Linked DNA regions of Homo sapiens: regions 1 and 2 are each linked to region 3. The links are chromatin contacts, found by Hi-C or POLR2A ChIA-PET in ENCODE. All regions are on one chromosome and are shown on one strand. The core of a region is the stretch at or near the end of the contact, and the rest is flanking DNA. Distances in the headings are between cores, read along the strand shown.

Region 1 (2,700 bases), core at 180-2,679, 530 kb after region 3:
TTTTTATCTTCTACCCCTTATAGCATCTATCCCAGTTGCTAAGAATGCCACTGATAGCTGGCATTTTCAGGATTTGACAATCTACCTTGCCCTTTCACAAACATTTGCTAAGTTGTTCATCACCTCCCTGTGGAGGAAACAGGAGAGAATTTTATTAGGTAGGGTGATACAAGGGGAATCCACACATTGGGAACAATATTGAGTAGCCAGGTTGAAGGTACAGGTCAATCAGCAGTTGTCTTAAAGCTTTCCTAGTATTCTGCTTGCTATTCCCACTCCTTTTGTTTATCTGAAAATATTTATTATCTGTTCAGACAGTGTAATTCACTGGGATGAAGCTCAACACAGGGAATCCCGCATGCCCTTTTCTCATAGAACATTTTAAAATTACCTTTGTAGTTGTGGTTTAGCAGGACAAAACTGGAACCATTCCCCATGTGTCATCTATGTCATCTTGGTTCTCCCCTTGCCTGTTGCTGCTAGAAAATGGGTCAGGTATTTATGGCTCAACATAGCATCCCTGGTGCCAGGATGATCCAGTTGGCCTAAGGCAGAAGGAAGCTCAAACAAAAAGGCAACATCACCAGATTGGTTCCGTGGGAGCATAAGCCTCTGAATTTGAGGTTCAGGTCACATTTCTTGGCATGATCTTCCAGTTTTATGTGCTAGCAGCAAGCAAGTGGGTTGTTAGAGTACTAGGACTGAAGTGGGCTAAAATAAAATTGGATTATGAAAGATATTCCAATGGTCAATGACACTTATACATTTTCATGAAATAAAACAAACAACTTTCTCCTTTGAATTGAGGTAGAATCATTTCAACATCCACTCTCATGATCCATCCATGCATGAAGATGTCAATTTTTTTCATATTCCACAAGACACTCACTCTCTTATCATTGGCAAATTCAGAGAGTGTTTACTAAAAGCTATGTCTATTAGGGAGGCAGTGAGGGTGTTGAGGGATTCTGGTAATAGTAATGATGTTATTATCACAGCTCAACTGAGCCTCAGAGTGACTTTCCTGATGTTCACAATTGGTCAAGAGTAAAGATAGAGTTTGAATCCAATTCTTTTGATATCAGGCCTCCTAACTTTGAATCCAATTTTCTGTCCTCTATGGAACTGTTGGTGCCTGCATATAGAGTATTCAATAAAGGTTTGCTGAACTAGATTGAATAAAACTGAAGGCCAAAGGGAGTTTTAGCCCTGCCTTTCCAATGAAGGCAATTTCCTATTGACCAGACTCTCACCTTTCTGTTCTGCCTCTGAGTTCATTTGATAAGAGACTTGATTTGGGCTTGTTTTAGCAGATAAGTTGAGTTAATATTTATTTTAGGAAAGTGGGATTAGTGAAGATAGGTAGGGAATGAATTATACATTCTCTGAGCAACTGAAGGTCATTAGGAAAACATGCAGCTGCCGGAGATTTCCGGGTAAGGCTTGCACAGTGGGGGCTGGAGGTGATTTCCAAATGTTGTGGTTTCTATTTATTGGAGTTACTTTGGAAGTGGTGAGCTGGGACAATTACGCTGTTAATTCAGATAAAAGGGAACTTTTTAATAGAGAGAGTGACAAATCACTATGTAAATATGGAGAACGCAGCTTCCAAGACTGGCAGACAGTGCAAGGTATGGGGACGTGAGAATCATAGGATTTGAGTGTTTTGCTGACTCTGTATGAGTCAGAAACCAAAAGAGGGGCATGAAGTGAGAGAACCAACTCAACTAGCAAAAGAGACCCGGCAAGGGGAGCCATTCTAATGCAGAATCCAAAAAGTGTATACAACTCAGGGAGCATTTAGAATAATGTTAGCACTAGAAATTTTTGTTTTGTTTTGTTTGAGAAGCAAAAAATATTGTGTAGACAGAAACTAAAGGTTGTTATTAGGCAATAATAATAGCTAGTAGATCATTCTTTATCCTCACATCTCATGTGCCAGGCACTGTGCTATGTACTTTGCATTAATCTGCACGTTAAATCTTCACAGCAGGCTGGGCATGGTGGCTCATGCCTGTAATCTCAGCACTTTGGGAGTCCGAGGCAGGCGGATCAAAAGGTTAAGAGATCGAGACCATCCTGGCCAACATGGTGAAACCCTGTCTCTACTAAAAATACAAAAATTAGCTGGGCGTGGTGGCACATGCCTGTAGTCCCAGCTACTCAGAGACTGAGGCAGGAGAATCGCTTGAATCTGGTCGGCGGAGGTTGTGGTGAGCTGAGATCGCACCACTGCACTCCAGCCTGGAGACAGAGTGAGACTCCACTATGTCTCAAGAAAAAAAAAAAAAAATTCTCACAGCAGCCGTATAGACTAGACACAATCAGAAAATGTACAGATGGGAAAAACATTCTAAAAATTTGATTTCTTTGCTCACATTCGTAAGCCCCAAGTGAAGAGCCAGAATGCAAACTCAGGCCCAGTTGATGTCAATTATTTTTGTGTTTGTCATGTAGAAGAGCACTTCACAGCACGCGGTGTGCCTCTTTGGAAAGGAAAACCAGAGAGGAAGCATGAGTCTTGTTTTGAGTGTCCCACAGGGAAATGAATTTGAAACACTACAGTTCTGGGGTTTTACGGTTTCTAGAGTCCTTTTCTGTGACAGGGAAATCTTCATTTTTGTGCGAAGAAATATCCAGCCCTTATCAGCTGATTTGGCTGAGATTTAGAAACTTTTCTTTATCTGTTTAAGATTGATG
Region 2 (2,700 bases), core at 1-2,500, 630 kb after region 3:
TTAGGCATATCATCCCTGAAGAGAGAGTTTGAATTCTTCTTTTCTTATTTGGATGCTTGTTATTTTTTCTCTTGCCTGATTGCTTTGGCTAGGATTTCCAGTACTATTTTGTATAGGAGTGGTGAGAGTAGGCATCCTTATCTTGTTTCAGTTCTCCAAGGGAATGGTTCAAGCTTTTTCCCATTCAGTATGATATTGGCTGTGGGTTTGTCATAAATGACTCTTATTTAGTTTGAACTATGTGCCTTTGATGCCTATTTTATTGAAGGTTTTTATCACGAAGGGATCTTGGATTTTATTGAATAATGTTTTCCATCTATTGAGATGATCACATGATTTTTGTTTTTAATTCAGTTTATGTGTTGAATCACATTTATTGATTTGATTTGTGTATGTTGAACTCCCTGCCCCCCCCCCCCCCCCACCTGCCACCATACATCCTAGAAATAAAGCCTATTTGGTCATGGTGAGTTAACTTTTTGATGTACTGCTGGATTTGGTTTGCTGGTATTTCATTAAGAATTTTTGTGTCTATGTTCATCAGGATGTAGAGACACAACATACCAAAATCGCTGGGATGCAGCCAAACCAGTGTTAAGAGGAAAGTTTAAAGTGTGAAATAGCTACCACAAAAAGTTAAAATGATCACAAATCAATAATCTAACATTACACCTAGCAGAACTGGAAAAATAAGAGCAAACTAACCCCAAAGTTAGCAGAAGAAAGTAAATAACTAAAATCAGAGCAGAACTGAACAAAATTGAGATCCAAAAATCTATACAAAGAATCAGCAAAACCAAAAGTGTTTCTTTGAAAGGATTATCAGCATTGGTAGACCACTAGTAAGATTAACAAAGAAAAAAAGAGAGAAGATCCAAATAAGCATAACCAGAAATAAGAAAGATGACATTACAAGTGATCCCACAGAAGTGCATAAGATTCTCTGAGACTATTATGAACACTTCTATGCACACAAACTACAAAATATAGGGAAAATGGATAAATTCCTGTAAACACACTACCTCCCAAGATTGAATCAGGAAGAAACTGAAACCCAAAACAGACCAATATCTAGTTCTTAAATTGAATCAGTAATAAAAATCTTACCAACCAAAAGAAGCCCAGGACTGGATGGATCACAGCTGAATTCTACCAGACATGTTCAAAGAAGAATTAGTACCAATTCTACTGAAACTATTTCAAAAAAATTCAGAAGGGGAGACTCATTTATAAATCATTCTAAGAATCCAGCATCACCCTGATACCAAAACCTGGCAAAGACACAATTGAAATAAAAAGGAAACTAAAGGTGAGTAATATATTTTTAAGCAATTTGTTCTGTGTTAGGGATAGTTTCGGGTTTTGGAAATTTAATGATTCATCAAATAAACTACTTCTCTAACCTGTGGTAGCTGGGAATCTGGTAGAAAATAAACATAATATAGTAGCAAAAACAGCATTCATATCATGTTATGTTAGGTGGTAATACATTCCATGAGAAGGAAGAAAGCCTAGCCTGGTATTGGTTTATCCAATACCAATAAATGATAAGGTATAGGAGGTATTTTTTAAAAGGGAGATTGTTTAAGAGTGAATGCATTTTATACAAATGCATCTTACAAAAGCAAAATATTTTTAAGATCAGATGTCTCATGATGAAGGGGGACATTTTGTAGAGGAGAGAATCCTGAGGCAGGAAGACCAATTAGTTTTGAGATGAGGAGAAATGTTCTTTAGTGGAAAAAGTGAGAAAAACAATAATCCTAGGGAGAACACATGCAGAATCAAGAAGTCTCCTTCTGTTGTTTGAATGATCCAAGTATAGTCTACTTCAAACTTTGCTTTGTAACTTATCTTCCGTTATTGTCTCTAAATATGATTTTCATCTTCGAATGCTATATAAATAGCTGTGTTGACTTTGGGAGAGGAGAAATTTTGTCTTACATTTCTTTGCACTTAAACTTCTGGGCACCAGGATATTCATGACAGTGAGAGGGTGGAAAATGCAAACATACGATAAGGTGATTTAATTAACTATGTAATGGCACACTCATGAAGACATATATATTATTCAATATTTAATACTGTGCTTTAACAAAATATTTAATAATGGGAGAAATGCTGAAACCCTGAGATTAAGTGAAAATATAAGATTAACTTTTATAGAGGGTATTCTGGTTTTGCCAATAATTGTCTGTGAGTTAATGTGTCCATTTGTTTGTGGTATAAAACTGAAAAAATATGGAGCTGGCATTTTAACAGTTGTCTTCTTCATGTGGTGAGTTTAGAGACAATTTTATTGCCCATTTATTTATTTGTTTTATAAAATTATTAACAAACACATAGTACCTTCATAATCATATATTTAAAACATTATTAAAACTACTAATACACAGGTTAATAAGTGGACAATGTATATGGACAAAGACTGGAGAGACACAAATACAAATGATTCATAGACATATAAAAATACTTCAGCCTCACTGGCAATCAAATAATTGTGAATTAAATAACAATAAAAATGTAATATTTATTGTCAAAGTGGCATTTTGAAGAAAATCAACAGACACACTGAAGATGTGTATTGAAATAGTCCTATCCATGACTTGTGAGAATGTAAAATAATCTGTTACAAACCAATTTGTCAGTATGCATTAATACCTTCACTTATGCTGTTTTTTTTTAAGTCTGTAAGGATCC
Region 3 (2,908 bases), core at 324-2,823:
ACATCAACACAGACCTTAAGTCTGATAAGAAACATTTACATTCTATTCTCTCTGAAGCCTGCTACCTGGAGGCTTCATCTGCGTGATAAAACCTTGGTTTCCACAACTTCTTATTGTAACCGAGACATTTCTTTCTAGAGATAGTAACTCTTTCAACCAATTGACAAATCAGACAAATTTTAAATCTACCTACAACTGGAAGCAGACCTCCCCACTTTCCCTTTTCTGGACTGAAACAATGTATGTCTTAAATGTATTTAATTGAAGTCTCACGTCTCCCTAAAATGTATACATCTAGGTGACGCCCCAATCACCTTGGGGTCATGTTCTCAGGATCTCCTGAAGGTTATGTCATGGGCCATTAGTGACTCATATTTGGCTCAGAATAAATCTCTTTAAATATTTTAGAGTCTGACTCTTTTTGTCAACAAAAATCACATCTCTGTCTGACATTGTCGTGATTTGGGTTCTTTCAAAAGCAGATCCTGAGACAAGGGTTTGAGTGCAAGTGGGACTTTGGAGGTGTATTTATCTTTTTAAAAAATTTTTTTTTGTGCCTCTCAGCTCTGAATGGACCCTTTATTAATTTATGCTCTGGGACTAACGAAGGCGTGCCTTTGAGCCCGTCTCCTTTAAGTGCGCGCGATGCTAGGCTTCCTCAGTAGAGGGCGCCGGAGGACACCGCAGCTGGAGGAGGGTTTCCGCCGGTTGTGCGGGGACCGCGGCTCAGTAGTGTGGGTGGACGAGGACAGCGGGTGGAACTGGTCCTTCTGTGACTTTGCAGCCCCGGCTTGGTGATAATTTTTGTGCAGGCTTCTTGACATGGAAAGCAGAGCTCCCCAGCACAGAGTGAGCCTCCGAAGGGCTCCTGCCCTTACCGGTGCCCTACCCTCCCTTTCCCTGCTTGCTACACTTGGGTCCGGGACTCAGCCTCCCTTTGCAAGCTTCTGCTCGGCCTGTGTGCAGCTGCACTTAGCTGGCAGGGTCAGGCGTTGAGTAGCCGCTCCGCTCCTTCTGCAGCCTCCTGCAGCCCCCGCCAGCTCCCGGGCTCCATCCCTCACCATCAGTTGCTGATTGGCGCCCCCTGCGTGCACAACGGAGGCTGGCTGCACCTGGAGGTTCCCAGCAATTCCAGGCCGGCTCCAGCCTAGCCAAAGCAGCTAACTTCTCTGCTGTCTCGTGGGCTGAACCTCACCGTTTCCCAAGAGGTCTGAATCCTTCTCAAGTTCGTCTTTTCCTAAGTTCTCCCTCGTAGCTCTAGGTTGCTTTGTAGAGTTTCCTTATATCTATACTCTTCATTGTAGTTAATGACTCTGTGTTACACTTGTCCTGTTGAACTTACTGTGTAGTTTCTGTCTCTTGACTGGATCAAGGCTCTCACAGGAGTCAATCCCAGAAAAATGATGAGACAGTAGGGAAGAGAGAAAAGCCAATAAACAGCATGTTAATGAGTAGGTCCCACCTGGGGCTCAGTCGCACTGGTGTCCCTCTGAGAGTATGGGCACCACACACTTTGGCATTGCCCCAGCAAGGCAAGGGGCAAGCAAGGGAGCTGGGTGTTTATCTCCCAGGCATTGCTTGAGGCTTGCTCTTGGGAATGGTAGCTCCCTGGAACTTCTGTCCAGCCTGCATATCTGGACTGTGCAGGGGATACTTCTATGGCCAGAAAAAGCCCTTGGGCAGAGAGAAGCAGGTTCTTGATGCTGAGATGTCTGCGTGCTTGGGAGTTGACCACTGCAGCTGCAGGTGACCTCTGGGGTGGGCCAAGGGGATGTAGGTGGGCAGTGATACATCTGCTACAGACATGTTGCAGGATGCAGGGCAGCAGAAGGAAACTGATCAGCTGGCTGCCAATGAATGGCCCAGACTGATTCAAGGGTAAATTTGCTGGAAGAAGTCCGTTGCAGAAGATCAGATGCTTTCCTGACTGGTGTAATTTAATTGTATGGTCAGTGTTTGCTATGGATAATTGGATTTTTCTTTGACCTTCACAATCTTGCTGGCTCTCTGTCCACACTGAAAGACACTTTTCTAACTCTCTCAAATGCAATAAGACTAACCTTGGCTTCCATCAGGAACTCATGGGCTTGCCATTTCCAGGAGGTGCCGATGGCTGTGGTATCCAACCAGCAAACGGCAGTGGTGTTTGTATTTTCCATTTTGCCCTTTACAAGAACATTTCAGCTGAAGCAAAAGGCTTTTTCCTTTACCCTGGGTTTTTTAATAGAAATCTTGGTGGCATTAAGCACTTTTAATTCTGAGCACTAGCCTGTAAAGTTCAAAGCTCTGTTCTGCTCTTGAACACAGCGGATACCAAGGCGAGAGATTCTAATCACAAGGAATACCAGAAAAAAAAAAATAAGCAGGAGACAAGTTTATTACGAAGGGTTGTGAACAGTATTTGTGATTAATGTGGAATGAAAAAGGTTATTTCTACATTAAAATCATTCACATTTGCAATAATTTAAACAATTTATCTGGTTTCCCCAAGTGGGGATGTGTTCTTTCCACATATAACATGCTCAGTGAAGGAAGAACAAGGAAGGTTACGCTGCCCTGAAACATATCTGGGAGAGCTTTTCGGCTCTGGGAGGATCACCAAGTTATGTTGTTAAGTGACAAAAACAATATCCGGAAGAGTGTCAAACAGCTAATTATTGTGTAAGAAGGAAAAAAAGAAGACTACATTAGTCACATTTACTTATATTTATATGAAAAGCTAATAAAAGTAGCTAGGTATACGTAAGGCAGTCAGAAACAAGACTTTTCAATTATAACTTTTATATCATTTTAATTTAAAAGTTACGCTAATATATTTCCTGTTCAAGAAACAAATAACAACATGCCCAGTGGAAAGCATCATCATTGTAATAATGTCCTAAGATCATTTTTTATGACCTTTGAAGGT

Evidence for each region. A loop is a pair of places that touch in the nucleus more often than their neighbours do. ChIA-PET counts read pairs that join two places held with the same protein, here RNA polymerase II (POLR2A). Pooled maps may share reads with other maps.
Region 1: a map of PC-3 shows a loop between it and region 3 (6-fold over the local background). The contact joins the enhancer-like site here to the promoter of LINC01182 in region 3. A Hi-C loop is called at or near these places in 4 of 168 maps with a recorded cell type or tissue (IMR-90, PC-3, endothelial cell of hepatic sinusoid and 1 more), 14 of 37 single-sample maps with no recorded cell type and 10 of 50 pooled maps. POLR2A ChIA-PET finds 5 or more read pairs at or near these places in 2 of 52 experiments (PC-9 and activated CD4-positive, alpha-beta T cell).
Region 2: a loop to region 3 is called in a map of mammary epithelial cell, with 4 times the contacts of the local background. The contact joins the enhancer-like site here to the promoter of LINC01182 in region 3. A Hi-C loop is called at or near these places in 2 of 168 maps with a recorded cell type or tissue (PC-3 and mammary epithelial cell) and 2 of 50 pooled maps.

The regions. Positions count from the first base shown.
Region 1 is chr4:14,179,847-14,182,546 of GRCh38, forward strand. The region is part of intron 1 of LOC124900670 (a long non-coding RNA gene); the gene reads left to right. Among named protein-coding and RNA genes, the nearest start is that of LINC01085, 69 kb to the left of the region's middle. Within about 2 kb of position 1,430, at least 5 of the 41 ENCODE cell types and tissues checked have a DNase peak (open chromatin) inside an H3K27ac peak, as active enhancers do; they include PC-3, PC-9 and endothelial cell of umbilical vein, where a contact is called at or near this core.
Region 2 is chr4:14,288,586-14,291,285 of GRCh38, forward strand. No RefSeq gene overlaps it. Among named protein-coding and RNA genes, the nearest start is that of LINC01085, 180 kb to the left of the region's middle. Within about 2 kb of position 1,251, at least 2 of the 41 ENCODE cell types and tissues checked have a DNase peak (open chromatin) inside an H3K27ac peak, as active enhancers do; they include PC-3 and mammary epithelial cell, where a contact is called at or near this core.
Region 3 is chr4:13,653,606-13,656,513 of GRCh38, forward strand. LINC01182 (long intergenic non-protein coding RNA 1182) reads left to right here and starts at 1,574. Exons shown (of 4, transcript NR_121681.1): 1 at 1,574-1,746. RefSeq lists an enhancer at 1,099-1,148.